2 separate regions of the Homo sapiens genome follow, and region 1 is linked to region 2. Evidence: read pairs that join two places in POLR2A ChIA-PET (ENCODE). Cell type or tissue: PC-9. All regions are shown on one strand. Links, peaks and the distances in the headings refer to the core of each region. The heading gives the core; the rest is flanking DNA.

What was found. Peaks named below come from ENCODE experiments on the same cell type or tissue, not always from the same donor. Only the 100,000 strongest peaks of a DNase experiment are listed, where the experiment ranks them.
Region 1: POLR2A ChIA-PET joins it to region 2 with 6 read pairs; 11 of 35 experiments call an interaction of 5 or more read pairs at or near these places.

Annotation. Positions count from the first base shown.
Region 1 is chr20:46,012,849-46,021,396 of GRCh38, reverse strand. It overlaps MMP9 (matrix metallopeptidase 9), which reads right to left. Exons shown (of 13, transcript NM_004994.3): 9 at 7,863-8,142; 10 at 7,601-7,740; 11 at 7,123-7,273; 12 at 6,923-7,026; 13 at 4,836-5,147. The coding sequence ends at 5,029. It overlaps SLC12A5-AS1 (SLC12A5 and MMP9 antisense RNA 1), which reads left to right. Exons shown (of 3, transcript NR_147699.1): 2 at 1,549-1,666; 3 at 6,609-7,895. Among named protein-coding and RNA genes, the nearest start is that of SLC12A5-AS1, 5.0 kb to the left of the region's middle. RefSeq lists a silencer at 6,957-7,176 and an enhancer at 8,543-8,548. In PC-9, for the core only: CTCF peaks have their summits at 7,136 (motif pointing left) and 7,338; no DNase peak of the experiment used is centred there.
Region 2 is chr20:45,940,168-45,948,715 of GRCh38, reverse strand. It overlaps PCIF1 (phosphorylated CTD interacting factor 1), which reads right to left. Exons shown (of 17, transcript NM_022104.4): 5 at 8,104-8,241; 6 at 7,777-7,907; 7 at 7,509-7,663; 8 at 5,472-5,619; 9 at 5,293-5,376; 10 at 4,951-5,050; 11 at 3,686-3,848; 12 at 2,833-3,005; 13 at 2,601-2,687; 14 at 2,332-2,516; 15 at 1,550-1,643; 16 at 1,278-1,453; 17 at 696-1,192. The coding sequence ends at 961. ZNF335 (zinc finger protein 335) reads left to right here. Exons shown (of 28, transcript NM_022095.4): 28 at 1-56. Among named protein-coding and RNA genes, the nearest start is that of PCIF1, 9.8 kb to the right of the region's middle. RefSeq lists an enhancer at 3,554-4,753. In PC-9, for the core only: a CTCF peak has its summit at 3,444; DNase peaks (open chromatin) are centred at 2,775 and 4,365; H3K27ac peaks cover 2,641 bases.

The DNA.
Region 1 (8,548 bases), core at 3,484-8,483, 71 kb before region 2:
GGGATACGTCGGTGGATGAGATCCACTGGCTTCTTGCCCTCAAGTGGCTTAAATTCTAATAAGGAGAAAAAGATTATAAGTGAGCAAATGCATAGATGAGATCATTTGAGATTGGATGTATGTTTAAAACTAGGGCCATGGGATAATGGGTAAGAGGGAGGACTACTTTAGGGGTGGCCTGAGAAGGCCTCCTAGAAGATGTGGTATTTGAGCTGAGACCTCACTGATGAGAAGGGCCAGCTATGCAAAGATCTAGGGGGAAGAGTTCTCTAGAAGAAGAAACAGCAAATGCAGAGCCTTGGAGTGAGAAGGAGTCCCGACTGTCCAAGAAACAGCAAGGCCATTGTGTCTGGAAGAGAGTGAGTGGAGAAGAGAGTGACTGGAGATGAGGGAGGAGAGAAGGGCAGATCATGTGGTCTTCTGAAGGCTTTGGGGAGGATCCTGGATTTTTTGAGCAGGGGAATGATGTGATCCAATTTATAATTTAACAGGATCATTCTGGCTGCTGGGCGAAGGTTCAACTAAAGAATGGCAAGAGTAGAAGCTGGAAATCTAATTAGGAGGCTCCTGCAGACCCCAAGCTGGGGGGTGATGACAGCCAGACTAGAGTGGTGGCAGTTGTCTGATTCCAGTTAGGTTTTGAAAGTGAAACCATCAGGACCCACTGATGGATCGGATGTGACACGTGACCATAAGAGTGAAGTCAAGGAGAAATCCTGGCAATTCACACACTGCTGGTGGGAGTGTAGTTAGGCAAAAACTACTTTGGGAAACTATTTGGAAACATCTACTGAAGGTGAACGTACACATATCCTTCAACCCAGCAGTTTTTCTCCTAGGTATATACCCGAAAGAAATGACTACTTGTGATCACCAAAAGACATTTACCATGAATGTTCATAGGGGCATTGTTCATAATAGCCCCAAATTGGAATCTACCAAATGCTTGTCAACAGTAAAATAGAGAAATAAGTCGTAGTACCTTCACACAATGGAATACCATCTACAATTCTCAGAACAATATGGATGAATCTCACAAATAGAACCTTGATAAAAAAGAGTCCAGACACAAAAGAATACATACCCTATAACACTATTTAAATACAGTAAAAAATAGTCAAAGTCTATCTAAGCTGTTAGAAGTAATGATAGTGGCACTGGGCGCGGTGGCTCACACCTGTAATCCCAGCACTTTGGGAGGCCAAGGCTGGTGGATCATGAGGTCACGAGTTCAAGACCAGCCTGGCCAAGATGGTGAAACCCCATCTCTACTAAAAATACAAAAATTAACCATGTGTAGTGGTGGGTGCCTGTAATCCTAGGTATTTGGGAGACTGAGGCAGAGAATTGCTTGAACCTGGGAGGCGGAGGTTGCAGTGAGCAGAGATCATGCGACTGCACTCCAGCCTGGGTGACAGAAAAAAAAAAAAGTAATGATAGTGGTACCCCTTGGGGAGAAGAGGTAGTGATTGCAAGCAGGCTTCTAGGGTGCTGATAATGTTTTGTTTCTTTCTTTTTTTTTTTTTTTTTTTTTGTCTCTTGAGACAGAATCTCACTCTGTCGCCCAGGCCAGAGTACAGTGTCATGATCTTGGCTCACTGCAACCTCCACCTCCCAGTTCAAGAAATTCTCCTACCTCAGCCTCCCAAGTAGCTGGGATTACAAGGTACCCACGACCGTGCCCAGCTAATTTTTGTATTTTTAGTGGAGAGAGTTATTCACCATGTTGGCCAGGCTGGTTTTGAACTCCTGATCTCAGATGATCCACCTGCCTTGGCCTTCCAAAGTGCTGGGATTATAGGCATGAGCCACCATGCCCAGCCTCTTGTTTCTTGACCTGGTGCTGGTTACACACTTGTGTTCCATTTGTGAAAATGTCTTCAAATGTACACTTATGATAGATACATTTGTATATTTATTATATTATGGCAATGGTTCTCAACTGGGAGCAATGTTGACCACCAGGGAATGTTTGGCAATATTCAGAGACATTTTTGGTTATCACAACTGGAGCAGGGGCTAGTACCAGCATCTAGGGGCTAAAGGCCTCTTGGGCCCTCTAGGTTTGTACCAGGGCTGCCTGGCCATGAGTCACAGTTCAACATTACCCTGCTGCACCCCATCCCCACACTGGGGCCTTCCTTAGCAGAGAGGGCTGACCCTGAATGGGCCTGGCATCTGGCCGTGGATCCTGTCACCTCCTAGAGGAAGACACCAAACATGCTAGAAGGTACAGTGTAGATGTACAGTGTAAGACAATCCCCCACAACAAAGTATCCAGCCCAAAATGTCAATAGTGTAGAGGCTGAGAAACCCAGTACTAGAAAAGAAGTTTAAATAACTGATTCCTAGATTTTAGGACTGATTAGGTGTTCAGTTTGATTGAGGGTGGATGATGCTGTCTCTTATTAAAGTGGTAACAACAGAGGAGCACGTTTGGAAGGTGAAACCCAGGAGTCAGTTTGGACCCGTTAGGTTGAGAGGTCTGTTTGCCAGCTAAGGAGCCATGTAGAGTAGGCAGTTGAACATGAGTCTGGAGCTCGGGGCAGGGGAGAGGAGGTTATGGTAGGAAACATAAATTTCACGGTCTTTAGCAGAGAGATGCTATTTAAGGCTGTGGGCTACCAGACATCACAGGGAATGAGTATACACAGAGCAGAGGATTCCCACGATTGAGCACAAGGGTGCCTCTGTCACCAGAAGAGGAAAATCCACCCAGTGAGGTAGGAGGAGACCCAGAAGTAAGGTTCCAGAGGCCGAGAGTTTCAGGAAGAAGGGCAGGATCCACTGTGTCAATGTGGGGAGAGTTGGTGTGGGATGAGCAGAGAGGAGCTCCTGTCACATCTGGCTACAAGAAGGTCATAAATGGCTTTGAAGAGGGTGACTTTGGTGGTGTAGTGGGGTGGGAGCCAGGCTGGAAATGGCTGAGGAGAGAATGGGAATTGAGGAAGTGGAGACAGTGAGTAGAGACCATGCTTTTGGGAAGTTTTATTGTGAATAGGGATAGGAAGGTAGAGAAATAGACTAGTATCTAGTGGGAGGCAGGGGTTAAGACAGATTGTAAACAAGCCATGGCGGGGAATGTTTGTACGCCAAGTGGGAGTGGGTCATTTGAGCAAGAAACAGATGAAAGAGGAAGCTCAGGAGGGCAGTTTTCTGGACTCCTACTTAAATTCCCACGTGGGCCCTGATCAAACCCATCATCTCCACTCACGGGCCCCAATCTTTCAGTCAAGTCCCTTTGCTAACCTGTAAGGTCAAATTCATATTCAGCTTGGCATTCAGGACTTCTCTCATCTAGCCCAAACTAGCACTGCTATCTTAACCATTCTGGAATCCTCTCCATTCCCTCTTAGCCACCTGCTACTACCCCATGCTGGAGTTCTGAGCCATTTGAAGTTCTCCAGACACCCACTGCTTTTTCTCTTCTTTTTCTCTTCGTGCACTTGCACCAAGAACCCACATTCAAATCCCACTCTTATCACTCACTAGCTATGAGACTTTGGGTGAGTTGTATAACTCTCTGTGCCTTAGTTTCCTTATCTGTAAAACAAGGGATTGGTGATGGCAGTAATAATAGTACATACAAAGTAATAGGAGTACCTATCTCCTCTGGTTGTTTTGTCACACAAAATGCACATAGAACAGTGCCTGGCACATAGTGCTGTACCGTGGATAGCTACTAACGTCAGGTATATGATCCATATTTTATTTATCCACTGACTTACTCCTGGGCAGCTAGGTTATTGCCAGTTTTTCACTAACAAACAATGCTGCAATCAACATCCTTCTATGTGTTGTCTTGTGCACACATGTGAGGGTCAGAAAGTAGTTACATTTTTAGGTTTAGTGGTTCTTGGTAAATTACCCTGTAAGAAGATTGTCCCTTGCACAGGAAGAAGCTCGTTCATCCTTTCTGATTCAGTTCCGGTTCAGATGTCATCTTGACTGAGAAACGTTCCTGGACCTCAACCACAACACAGACACACACACATGTGCACACACACACACCATTATTGTAGAATAAAAGATCATGCACTGCACACTCCCCAAGTGTGATCCCACCGCCACCAGCCATAGAATCACCCTTGTAAATAGGTCAGACTCTCTGGAGGTGGAGCCTGGAGTTGCATTTTAAGCAAGTTCCAAGGGGAATCTTATGCATTCTAAAGTCTAACTCATTTCTCTATCCCCATTGCCCAGTACAGGGCCTGGCTCCATGTAGGGGCTCAATAAATGTTTGATGAATGAATAAACAGGTTGATCATTTCCTTGACTGTAAAATAGAAATAATCACATCATACTTTCCTAACAGGAATGATTGAATATGTTAACATTTACAAAGTGCCTAGAACACTATTTTTTTTTTTTTTGAGACGGAGTCTTGCTCAGTCACCCAGGCTGGAGTGCAGTGGCGTGATCTCGGCTCACTGCAAGCTCCACCTCCCAGGCTGGAGTGCAGTGGCGTGATCTCGGCTCACTGCAAGCTCCACCTCCCAGGTTCAAGCCATTCTCCTGCCTCAGCCTCCCAAGTAGCTGGGACTACAGGCGCCCGCCACCACGCCCGGCTAATTTTTTCTATTTTTTTTTTAGTAGAGACAGGGTTTCATCGTGTTAGCCAGGGTGGTCTCAATCTCCTGACCTCGTGATCCGCCTGCCTCGGCCTCCCAAAGTGCTAGGAGTGAGCTACCGTGCCCGGCCTAGAACACTTTCTGGCACGTAGAAAGCACTCTATCAGTTATTTGTTTTTCCTTTTTTTTTTTTTTTTTGCACTCTATCAGTTAAATACATACATGCATACATACGTGCATACATATATAAATAAAGTCTGCTTCTAAAGGTTAGAGAATCCAAGTTTATTAGAAACACTCCAACAAAAAACAAAGGTGAGAAGAGAGGGCCCAGCCCACCTCCACTCCTCCCTTTCCTCCAGAACAGAATACCAGTTTGTATCCGGCAAACTGGCTCCTTCCCCAGGGTTGGTCCCAGTGGGGATTTACATGGCACTGCCAAAGCAGGACGGGAGCCCTAGTCCTCAGGGCACTGCAGGATGTCATAGGTCACGTAGCCCACTTGGTCCACCTGGTTCAACTCACTCCGGGAACTCACGCGCCAGTAGAAGCGGTCCTGGCAGAAATAGGCTTTCTCTGCAGGAGACAGGCAGGCATAAGAGGAGTGATTCTAATTCTCCCACATATACAGAAATAGGAACAAGATCTTGACAACCATCTCTTCTGCCATTTCTAGAACTTTCTAAGGTTTTCACATATCACCTCCATCCCCCCAACCTGTGAGATGCTGTGAGGTTCTGTGAGATGCTGGAGGGCACAGACCTCAGTGCCCAAAGCACTGCCACAGAGCCTAGCACACAGTAGGTACACCATACACATTTTGTGAATGAATTAACAAATGAATAGACCAACTATCTTAATGCTCAGAACAATTCATTCAACGCTCATTCATTGAACAAATCTGTTCATTCATCATTTACTGAGCATCTACTATGTGCTTTGTTCAAGATACTGGGGATAAGCAGAAAAAATGCAGGCATGATCTCAATTATCTTGGTGCTTACACTCTAGTGAGGCAAGAGACAATTAAGCAAACACATAAATAAATGAGATTGGTTTTGAAAATATAGAAAGCGGCTGGGTGCGGTGGCTCATGCCTGTAATCCCAGCACTTTGGGAGGCTGAGGCGGGTGGATCACGAGGTCAGGAGTTCAAGACCAGCCTGGCCAAGATGGTGAAACCCCGTCTCTACTAAAAAATACAAAAAATTAGCCAAGCGTGGTGGCAGGCACCTGTAATCCCAGCTACTTGGGAGGCTGAGGCAGGAGAATCGCTTGAACCCGGGAGGCGGAGGTTGCAGTGAGCTGAGATCGTGCCACTGCACTCCAGCCTGGGCGACAGAGCAAGACTCCATCTCAAAAAAAAAAAAAAAGAAAAAAGAAAAAAAAAGAAAATATAGAAAGCTATGGAGAAAATAAAAACAAGTAAATAGATAATAAGCATCAAAGAAGGCCTCATTGAAGCAATGGCCTTAGCACTGAAACCTGAAGGAAGACAGTGGGATGGCCCAGTGACAATCTGGAGGGGAAGCTTTCCAGACAGAGGGAACAACTGGCACAAAGGCTGTAAGCTAGGAATGACCTTGATCTGTTCAAAGAGCAGCCAGTGTGGGTGGAGCAGAGTAAATAACAGGAGGAGTGGGAAGAGATGAGAACACGGGGGTGGAGTGTCAGATCCTCTTAATTTCTTTGACCTTGGAATTCATCTGGGGTCACTCCCAAGACCATTGCCCTTCACTCCTACCCCCTCTCTAATCTCATGGAATTTGTTAAAGGTCCTGGACAGCCAGTATGGTTTGGGCTGGGGTGTTTATAAAGAAGATGGCAAAAAAAATGACAGACTCGAAAAAGATTTTGGTGGCAGGAAATCTTGTTCACCTTGTCAACTGTTTGGATGTGACTGGTAAGAAAGGGAAGTCAAGTGTAATTCCAGCTATAGTCCCCATATTACAGATGGGGAAACTGAGGCTCGAAGAGTAGAGAAGCAGTGACTTGCCCAAAGTCACAGAGCTGTGAATTGTCTTATCTCTCCCTGTAGCACAGTGCCTGGCACATTATCGGCACTTGATGACTGTTGTCTAATAACTGAGCTTCCATACAAACCACCTGCCGTCCTGTACTGAAGGAGAAAGAGCTTCCAGCCGGGGAGGCAGGAAATCTGGGTCCTGGTCTTGGTTGCATCCCTGACTTCCTAAATGACCTGGAGAAGGCCTCTGCCTCTGCTGGGATCTTGTCTGTGCTGGGGCATTTGTTTCCATTTCCAAGGGCTTTTTCTTCCTCGCTCAGAATTTGACCACTCACTAAGAGGAGCTTAGTGTGGTGTCTCACGAAGGGATCCTCCTCAGCCCTCACCTCGGTACTGGAAGACGTCGTGCGTGTCCAAAGGCACCCCGGGGAACATCCGGTCCACCTCGCTGGCGCTCCGGGGATCCACCATCTGCGCCTTCACGTCGAACCTGCGGGCAGGCGCGGAGGAGACAGGTGCTGAGCCGGCTAGCGGACGGACCGACGGCGCCCGGGCTCCCCCTGCCGGCGGCCGCGGCGGCGCTCACCTCCAGAGGCGCCGCCCGCTGAACAGCAGCATCTTCCCCCTGCCACTCCGGAGGGCCCCGGTCACCTGGGCCACGTCGGCTCCCAGGCCCAGCTTGTCCAGACGCCTCGGGCCCAGCACCGACGCGCCTGTGTACACCCACACCTGGCGCCCTGCAGGGGAGGAGGGTCACGTCGGTTTGGGGGCGCAGAGGGAGCACGTACTCCTAGAACGCGAGGAGGGAGATTCCGGCGAGGCCTTTCCTAGCCCGCGTGCCCGCAGTCCCTGCAACCCAGGGGCAGAGGCGCTGGGTAGAGCGACGCGAGGGCGTGGAGAGGAGGGGGCAGAAACTCAGCCGCCCCTACGTTTGCTAAACTGCGTCCGCCAGGGGGCGTATTTTTCTAAAACGCACAAGACGTTTCGTGGGTTATCGATGGTCTCTTGAGCCTCCTTGACTGATGGGGATTGACCGGGCGGGGGAGGGAAAGTAGGTAACTAACCAGAGAAGAAGAAAAGCTTCTTGGAGAGCCGCTCCTCAAAGACCGAGTCCAGCTTGCGGGGCAGCGCGGGCCACTTGTCGGCGATAAGGAAGGGGCCCTGCGGCCGGCTCCCCCTGCCCTCAGAGAATCGCCAGTACTTCCTGAGAAAGCGAGGAGGGAAAGGACGGGCTCTAAGCCTTGGACACAGGGCCAGTGGGCGGGAAGGGACGGGCAGCCCCTCCGCAAAGCCCCCTCCCGCATCCACACAACCCCGCCTCCTCACCCATCCTTGAACAAATACAGCTGGTTCCCAATCTCCGCGATGGCGTCGAAGATGTTCACGTTGCAGGCATCGTCCACCGGACTCAAAGGCACAGTAGTGGCCGTAGAAGGGCCAGCAGTGGGGGGACCTGTGGGGCCAGCTGAGGGGGGACCTGTGGGGCCAGCTGTGGGGCGCTCTGAGGGGTGGACAGTGGGGGGTCCGGTGGGGCAGACCGTCGGGGGAGCCGTGGGCTGCGGTGTGGTGGTGGTTGGAGGCCGTGGCTCAGGTTCAGGGCGAGGACCTAAAAAGAGACACGGGGTGAGACTCTTCCTATTCCTGCATACCTCTGTACCCCTAGAACATCTGCTCCCCTAAGCTTCTCAGTGAAGCCTCCTCTGGCACACAGGCCCCTCCTCACTCAGCCTCCCTTCCCAAACCACAGGACTTTCTTCTTCTTCTTTTTCGTTTTAAGCGACATCCTCTATGGCCCAGGATGGAATGCAGTGGTGCAATCATAGCTCACTACAGCCTCGAACTCCTGGGCTCAAGAGATCCTCCCACCTCAGCCTCCAGAGTAGCTAGGACTACAGACATGTGCCTTCACGCCTTGCTCATTTATTTTTTGTAGAGATGGGAGTCTGGCTATGTTGCCGAGGCTGGTCTGGAACTCCTGGGCTTAAGCAATCCTCCCGCCTTGGGTCTCCCAA
Region 2 (8,548 bases), core at 2,198-7,197:
TGGGTGGACCCACTGGCCTGTCAGTCTCAATAAAGGGACCGGAGTCCAGTCCTGAACAGCTTACTTTGTCTGCTTGCTGCTGTAGCCTGTACCAGGCCAGGTCTTGTGAGGTGGAGGCTGCCTGGCTCCACAGCGTGCCCTGTCCTGCCCTGCCCCTGTTAAGTCCGGTGATCCACCAGCAGGGCAGACCCTTGCTGCAGAGGCCTGGCAATGAGAGAGGTGGCTGGTTCAGAGACGGCTGAACCAGCGAGAGCCCCAGCAAGCACCTTCAGACCTGCTTCCTCCCTGGGCCCTAGGGAGCACACGCTCTGTGCCTACAGATCCTCTGAAGCTGCTCTCCTGAGCCTTGACTGTGAGGCACACCCAGCTCTTCGCTCACTGTGGGGATCCAGGGCCAGCAAGAGTCTGGCTTTTGGGTTGGGGACAGGCACAGCTCCCAGTCCTCTGATCCCCAGGGGTATCCATACAGGCCCTGCTGGGGGAGTTTGGAGATAGGGGATGCAGGGCCTTGGACTCTTCGGACCTCCTGAGCCCAGGCAGAGGCCACCAGGGACCCAGCTGTGTGGGACCCCAGATGGGAGAGTGAAGGCCCAGGGGCCATGAGAAGGAGCTGCTGGAGGGAGGGAGGGGAGTGTGGTCCCAGAAGTAGCTCCAGCTGCCTCAGCCTTCTCTGCCCTCAAGACCCTCACACATTCTTGGGGGGGTTTCTGTATTTCCTTTTACAAATGAAACAAGGTGGCAACAGGGTGAGGGGCGGGGTTGGGAAGGCATCAGGACCTATATACATGGGACTTGGAGGGAGTTTGAGGTGAGGACTTGGGGACAGGCAGGGAGGGGAGCCCTGGCAGAACCATAATCTTCATATGTCAGTGGCAGCCGGGGTCCCTCTGAGGCCCCAGGGGCCCGAGTCCCAGCAGTCCAGACTAGCACCCCTGGGGCTCCTCCTCCCCGCAGGATATGTTAAGTGGGGTGAGGCTCGCGGCTAGGACCCTGCTCACGGCCCGAGTCCCGGTCCTTGGCCTCCGAGGAGGACGATGAGGAAGAACCAGAGCTGTGGCTGCGGCCTGACTGCCGGTAGGCAGCACTCAGCTCCTGCAGCCGTTCAGGCGTCGGCGCCCACTTGGCAAAGCCAGGGTCGTTCTGTAGGAAGAGCACAGCCGTGTTGTGGACGGCCTTGTAGTGCATTTCCTCCCTGCGGGCAAAGGCAATGGCTCAGGGTGGGGCTGGGCCTGGCCTGGCCAGCCCAGCCTCCTTCCCCTGCCCTCCCTGGCACCCACTTCTTGCAGATGTGCTGGGAGCCACTGCGGTACTCATGCTCAAAGGCAGGCAGGATCAACTGGTGGCGTTTGAAGCGGCTCTGCTCCATGCGGGTGAGCGCTGGTGTTGGGGGTTCCCGCCACTCAGGGATGAACACGATGAAGGACAGGGGCTCCGGTGAGCTCTCAAGCAGTCTCTGTGGAAGGGGACACAGGGTGGATGTCAGGGACTACCTCCCAGGTGGCTGGCAATCCTGCCTGTTGCCCACCTCTCACCCTGGCAGTGCACCCACCTCAAAGTGAGAGACCATGGCATCCATGAGCTCCTCGCAGAAGGGAGGGTTGGCCTCAAATGAACCACTCAGTGGAGCAAAGTCTAGGCAGGGCCTGGGGACAGGAGTGAGCATTCTAAGTCCCATCAGGACCCAGTCCCTCAACCAGAAACAGGTGCCACCCCCCAACCCTAGGCAGCCACACTGAAGAGATGGCCTGTCCAGAAGCCAGCATTCACCCTAATTCATTGGGGCACAAGGCATGACCGTCTCCACTGAATGAATGAGGACAGTGAGTGAGGCTCAGGCTGGGATGCCCATGTTCACCAAGCTGGAATTCAAATCCAGTTCTGAGCCCACCACCACCACAGCAGAAGCTACACCCAGGATCCCCAGCTGCTGAGCTCTGGACCTCTGGAGGTCCTGACCATTCTTCCTTCTGGAGACAGCATTACCTTCTCTCATCTGTGGTCACCTCAACCCCTAGTTTGTAAGGCCTCTGAGGTCTGTGGCCCCACTTCTCACTCCTCTCAGGGCCTGGGACCACGTGTTCCTATTCCACCCTGAACTGACTCACTGAGAAACCCACAGGCCAGCTTAGGGGTGTCACGTGCCTGCCCACAGAACCAGAAAAGCTCAGGCTCCCAGAAGTTAAGCAACATGTCCAAGGTCACATAGCCGGTAAGAGGTGGAGGCAGGGACTCCACCCAAGCCTGCCTGACACTACAGCCAGCAGAGGCGGGCCCTGTGCTCTGGAGGACCTCTTCCCTGGCCTGGGTAGAGGGGCAGCCCTTGGCCCTCACCCGCGGGAGCCAAAGTAGCCGTCTGTGTCGGGGAAGGCAGAACAGTACTGGCGGAAGTAGCAGTTGAGGGGTGAGGCGAAGCACTCGAAGCTGACGCCAAAGAGTCGGTGGAGGGCCTCAAAGACATGCACAGGCAGCGATCCCTGCAGGCCAGTCCCCTCGTAGAGGCCCACGCCGAACATCATCTGCGGAGTGGCCACCGTCAGCACCTGGGGCTCACCCTCCCTGTTCCCTCCTGGGGAGCCCTCCCTGCTGCCCCAGGCCTGTACCTGGTACCGTCGGAGAAGACACCAGACCCGGGGCAGGAACCTCTCAAAGGCAGAGTCATCAATGCAGCTGTAGCGGTAAAGGAGCCACTGTGGAGCGGGACAGAGAGGAGGAGCCTTCAGCAGTGCTCCCTCATGTCCTCATCACTGGCCTCCTGCTGGGGACTCTGCTCAGGAAAGATCCTAGGCCCTGACTCATGCCATCAGCTAGGGCCTTCCTCCCCGCAGCTCTTACCAGCTTGCTGAAGTAGTTGCGGCTGACCTTGACCATCTCTCCCTTATACCGGATGCAGACCACGTTGTTCTCCATGTGCATCTCCACGCTGGGCATGGGCGGTGCAGACACAGCCAGCCGGACTGGGTAGCAGTACACTAGGCGGGGCTCCACCTCAGGGGCCTCCACCTCCTCTGTGGGCAGGGAGAGCAGTGAGGGACCACACTCCTCATTCTCACGCTGCAGCCACTGTGGGCCACATGCTTTGTACCGAGAGAGGGAAGTCCCATTCCACAGATCAGTATACTCTGGCCCAGTTCAGTAGAAAGGGAATGAAAAGCCATAAAAAGAAACCAGCCAGGCAACTGGCCGGGGCAGAAACTGGTGGCCTGTGTCAACACACTCAGTACCGAAGCAGGGCCCCGTATGCCGTGCCTTGGGCTGTCAGGCAAGAAGGCTCAGGCCCGTGGGTTGTGCTGCCAGGCAGAAGAACGAGAACTGCATCGCCGTCATCGTAATAGCGACGATCCTTTATTTGGGGATCTTTTGGGGCCACATGGTTTACTTGAGTTACCTATGAGTACTCACACAATCCTACCACCAGGTGCTACACTTCAGTCTGGGGAAAGTAAGGCTTGCAGAGAATGGATGTAAATTCAGGTACACCTAACTACGACTCCCAGCTTATCTTCACCACCACCATCTGGCTCTCCCTTTATCACTTCTCCGTTTCCCAGAGAAGTACAGCCAAAGGACACAGGCAGGTTCTGCCCCAAACCAGTCCCTGGCCTTGAGGCTCAGTCTCACTTGTCCCTTCCATCAGGGTATAGAGCTGACGGCATCACAGCTGGCTCCTCCTTCACCTTTCCCCTACCTGAGATGTTGTTTTCCTTGAGGATGGCAAGGTGCTTCTCTCGGATCCGTTTGACGTACTCCAGGGAGATGTGGTAGATCTTACTGCAGATGCCTTCCACGGAGTCCTTGGCTGCGGCCGAGACGTGGGGGCCACACTGCCTCCGCAGATGCTCCAGGCGATCCTAGAGGACACATTCTGGATCAGGGCGCTAGTGGAGGCCAGAGGGGCTCAGCTGGGCTGGCAGGTAACCGCAGGGCTGTTGGAGTCCAGCAGTCCTTGTTTTGAAACCAGCTCTGCTGCTGACTAGCTGTGTCACTTGGACAAATCCCCTGGCTTCTCTCAATCTTATTCCTCAAGTGTCAAGGGGACACGAGATACCTAACAGGGCAGTTTGAATATTAAATGTGATCATTTCCCTTAAGGGCTTGCCAAATGCCTGGCATACAGTAAGTGTACAATAAATGCCAGTAGCTTTTGTTGGGGTTACACTGCTAGATCCCATGATAATTACCGGAGAAACAGACAAACCAGCACAGTCCCAGCTTATGGTGTTTGCAGTCTATTGGGGAAAGACACAATTACAAAACAGGGTGCTTGGTTGCTGCAGACTTGAGATTTGAGCTTTTAGCTACTTGCAAAGATGACTGTCGGGATTTGTAATTTTGCTGAATCACACGTGTAAAACTGAAGAGTGAGAATGAGTCACTCTGGCTAGTGAGTACACCTACCTTTGTCACTCTCTACGTGTCAAGTACACAGTTACTATCGTGAAGTGCGAAACCTTGTCTCTTGTGAAATATGGTCCTGAAAAGAAAGCCCATTGCTAGTGCTGGTGGAGAGGTTTAAGAAGTGATAGGTTTTGGCCAGAAAACAGAACTGTTTTGGACACATTAAGAGTAGGGAATTGAATCTGATGGTAGCTCTTAACCATGATATGAACACACACACCCAAAAAAAGCAGGCTGTCAATCTGTTTCCAAAAATCTACAAGGGAGATGCTGAACATTCATTAGGCTGAAAGGCAGCTATCTGTGGTGTGTGGCCAAGCATAAGACTCCATTAAGATTGTTAATGGAAATGTTCTGTGGGAGAAAGCCAGGAGCCCAGAGAAACATCTCCACAGTCATGAGTTTGGGGACTGACGAATGTCGAACGTCTGCCATACTGCACAAGAATAGGCCGCTGGGGGAGGCCTTGCCCAGCCTGGACAGGCAGAGTAGGCTTCCTGGAGGAAGTGGCCACAGAGCCCTAAAACTGGCCTTCTCACCCGGGGACCCACTCACCATGTAGTCCTCCTTGGAGGCTGAGTGGTCCTTCCGAAGCCAGCTAAAGGTGTCTTCCACATTCCATTTGACCACCTTCCTACTGTCAGGGGATGCACTCCTGCCAGTCAAGGGGAGGGCAGAAGAAAGGAATGGCTTGGCTCCACCCTCCTCATCCCAATTCCATGGGCTCGCTGGGTATCAACCCCTAGCTTCCATCACAGCCCTTGTTCTGCCTTTGGGAGCTGGCCCCACTTCTGCCACCGAGAGCAATGACAGCCCTGCATGAGACTGGGCAAGATGGCCTATGACCTGCCACTTTAATCACAGACCCATCTCGCCTGGGGCAGAAGACAGGCAAACCTGGACTCGATGAGCCGCCTGGCGGCCTCCGCATATTTAAAGAGCAGGCGCTTGGCTTCCTCCCGGAACTTGATTCGGGATAACCTGCGTTTCAGAGTGGGCAGAGTTAGAGGCCTTCTATACATGACTGGGCACAGAAACCAAATGGCCCAGGGTCATCCCCAGCTGTGGAGCTGTACCTGATAGGAATGTCGTTCATGATTTCACGAAACATGGAAGGTGACACGACTGGTTCACAGTTGCTGGGCAACAGGGGGTCAGATCCTTTGTCTACCACCTTGCGCTCCAGCATCCAGCGGTTGAAAGACTCCCGTGGAGGCTCAATGCCTGCAGGACAGGAGAGCTGCTGAAGGCCTGGATTTAATCAAGCAGTCCCACTTGGAGCTTGGCACGTATAGGAAGCATCGCATTCAGCAGTAAGCAAGACACAGTCCCACTTCAGAAGCTTCTAGGCTGCATTTCCCAAAATATATTCTAAGAATCACTAGTTTTATAGTGTTGATAAGTATCTAGCCAGGCGTAGTGGCTCACATCTGTAATCTCAGCACTTTGGAAGGCTAAGGTGGAAGGACAGCTTGAGCCCATGAGTTCAAGACCGGCCTGGGCAACACAGTAACAGCCTGTCTCTACAAAAAAAAAAAAAAAAAAAAAAAAAAAGAAATTAGCTGGGTGTCCCAGCTCCTCGGGAGGCTGAGGCGGGAGGATCGCTTGAACCCGGGTGGCTGAAGCTGCTGTGAGCTGTGGTCGTGCCACTGCACCCCAACCTGGGTGACAGAGCGAGACCTTGTTTCAAAAGAAAAGAATAAAAAGGCTGGGCGCAGTGGCTCACGCCTGTAATCCCAGCACTTCAGGAGGCCGAGATGGGTGGATCACCTGAGGTCAGGAGTTAGAGACCAGCCTTGCCAACATGGAAAAAACCCATCTCTACTAAAAATACAAAAATTAGCTGGGTGTGGTGGCATGTGCCCATATTCCCAGCTACTAAGGAGGCTGAGGCAGGAGAATCGCTTGAACCTGGGAGGCAGAGGTTGCAGTGAGCCGAGACCGTGCCATTGCACTCCAGCCAGGGCAACAAGAACAAAACTCCATCTTAGAAAAAGAAAAAAAAAAAAAAGTATTACATAATGTAAAAAAAAAAAAAAAAAGGGTGGGCCGGGTGCGGTAGCTCACGCCTGTAATCCCAGCACTTTGGGAGGCCAAGGCGGGTGGATCACAAGGTCAAGAGATCGAGACCATCCTGGCCAACATGGTGAAACCCCATCTCTATTAAAAGTATAAAAATTAGCTGGGCGTGGTGGCAGGCACCTGTAGTCCCAGCTACTCAGGAGGCTGAGGCAGAAGAATCGCTTGAACCCGGGAGGTGGAGGTTGCAGTGAGCCGAGATCACGCCATTGCACTCCAGCCTGGGCGACAGAGCGAGACGCCGTCTCAAGAAAAAAAAAAATTAAAAAAAAAAAAAAAAAGGTGAAAGGCCAGAGGATTCTATATTTGAGCAAGGTTAAATAGGTTTATTACTAATCATAAAAATTAAAAACTAGGCCAGGCATGGTGGCTCACATCTGTAATCCCAGCACTGTGGGAGGCCAAGGCAAGCAGAAGGCTTGAGCCCAGGAGTACAAGACCAGCCTGGGCAACATAGCCAGATCCTGTCTCTTAAAAAAAAATTAGCCAGGTGTGGTGGCTCATGCCTGTAATCCCAGCACTGTGGGAGGCTGAGGCGGGCGCATCACAAGGTCAGGAGTTCAGGACCAGCCTGGCCAACATCGTGACACCCCCATCTCTATTAAAAATACAAAAATGAGCTGGGCATGGTGGTGTACACCTGTAATCCCGCTACTCGGGAGGCTGAGGCAGGAGAATTGCCTGAACCGGGACCCAGGAGGAGGATGATGCAGTGAGCGGAGATGGTGCCACTGCACTCCAGCAGGGGCTACAGAACAAGACTCCATCTCAAAAAAAATAAATAAATAAAATTAAAAACTACAGTTCATTTAATACTTATTCATTTTACTTAATGGTTATCATAGAATCCTAAGGTATAGATACTCTTGTTTTTTTGAAAGAGGGTCTTGCTCTGTCACTCAGGCTGGAGTGCACTGGTGTGATCATGGCTCACCACTGGGCCCCACTCCGCCATCCCCAAACTGGCCTGGCCAAACCTGGCTCATGCTAAAGGTGGGTGGAAATAAAGGAGGCTGCAGCCCAGAGGCAGGTACCCTCTCGCTGCTGGCACAGCTCCCGATAGTGCTGCCGAAGCTTCAGGATGAGCTGAGAGCGGAGCAGTTCCACTTCGGGATGCGGGGGCAGCACCTCTGAAGGCCCCCGGTGCTTGATGACAGCATTGGTCTGGATGTCCAGGTCCCAGTAGACCCTTGGGGCACAGAGAGGAGTGATGAGGATGTCCTGCCCACCCACACCACCCCACAGTCCCAGACAGGCTGACATTAGCAATGGGTGCCCCCAAGCCAATCAGCAGGGACTCACTCAGTGGGTCGTAGGAGAGCTGCCTGCTGTTTATCTTCAGGGGACGTACCCCACATCTTCAGCGTTGGGGTTCCTGGGATACTGGGGGAGCTGGGCACCGACTGGCCTGTGGGTGTCACTGGGATTTCAATCTGTAGTGAAAGTCACAAAGGTGTCAAGTCAGGAGATTCACCAGAGAGGCTCCATCCAATACAGTGCACACCTGGTGAACTGTGTCCCAGGCCCCCCTCCTGGCTGGCCTGCCAATGCCCAGCCCCTGCAGGGAGCCTGCAGGCGGCCCGTCTGAGCCGGCCGCTCGGCAGCCGGCTCCTGGCCACAGACACTCACCTTGGGCTTCTTCACACCATTGCCGCTTGGCTGCTCTTCCGAGAGCTGCCGCTTTCTGGGCTTGTTCTCAGCCGGGGGAGTTTCCACCAAGCTTGAGTCTTGGGGCAGTGGGGTCGCATTCAGCCCCAAAGGGTCCGACTGGTGGAGGGAGACCAGCAGAGTTGCAACCAGGGCCAGCGGCTTAGGAGCCACAGGACTTTGAATCCTCACGCCCTCCCACCCCTGCTCCTACTCCTTAGGGAAGAGCAGAGGAGCTGGGATACAGGCAGAGAACACTGGGCTCCAGTCCTGCCTGCAACTTGCAACTGTGCGACAGGGTGTGTTACTTCCCTTCCAGTTCTCTCACCTTCAGAATGGCCATGCTAATCCCTACATCACCACTGAGATTATTAAATGAGTCAGTGAATATGACCTGCTTAACATGGCATCTGGCATGAGATCAGTA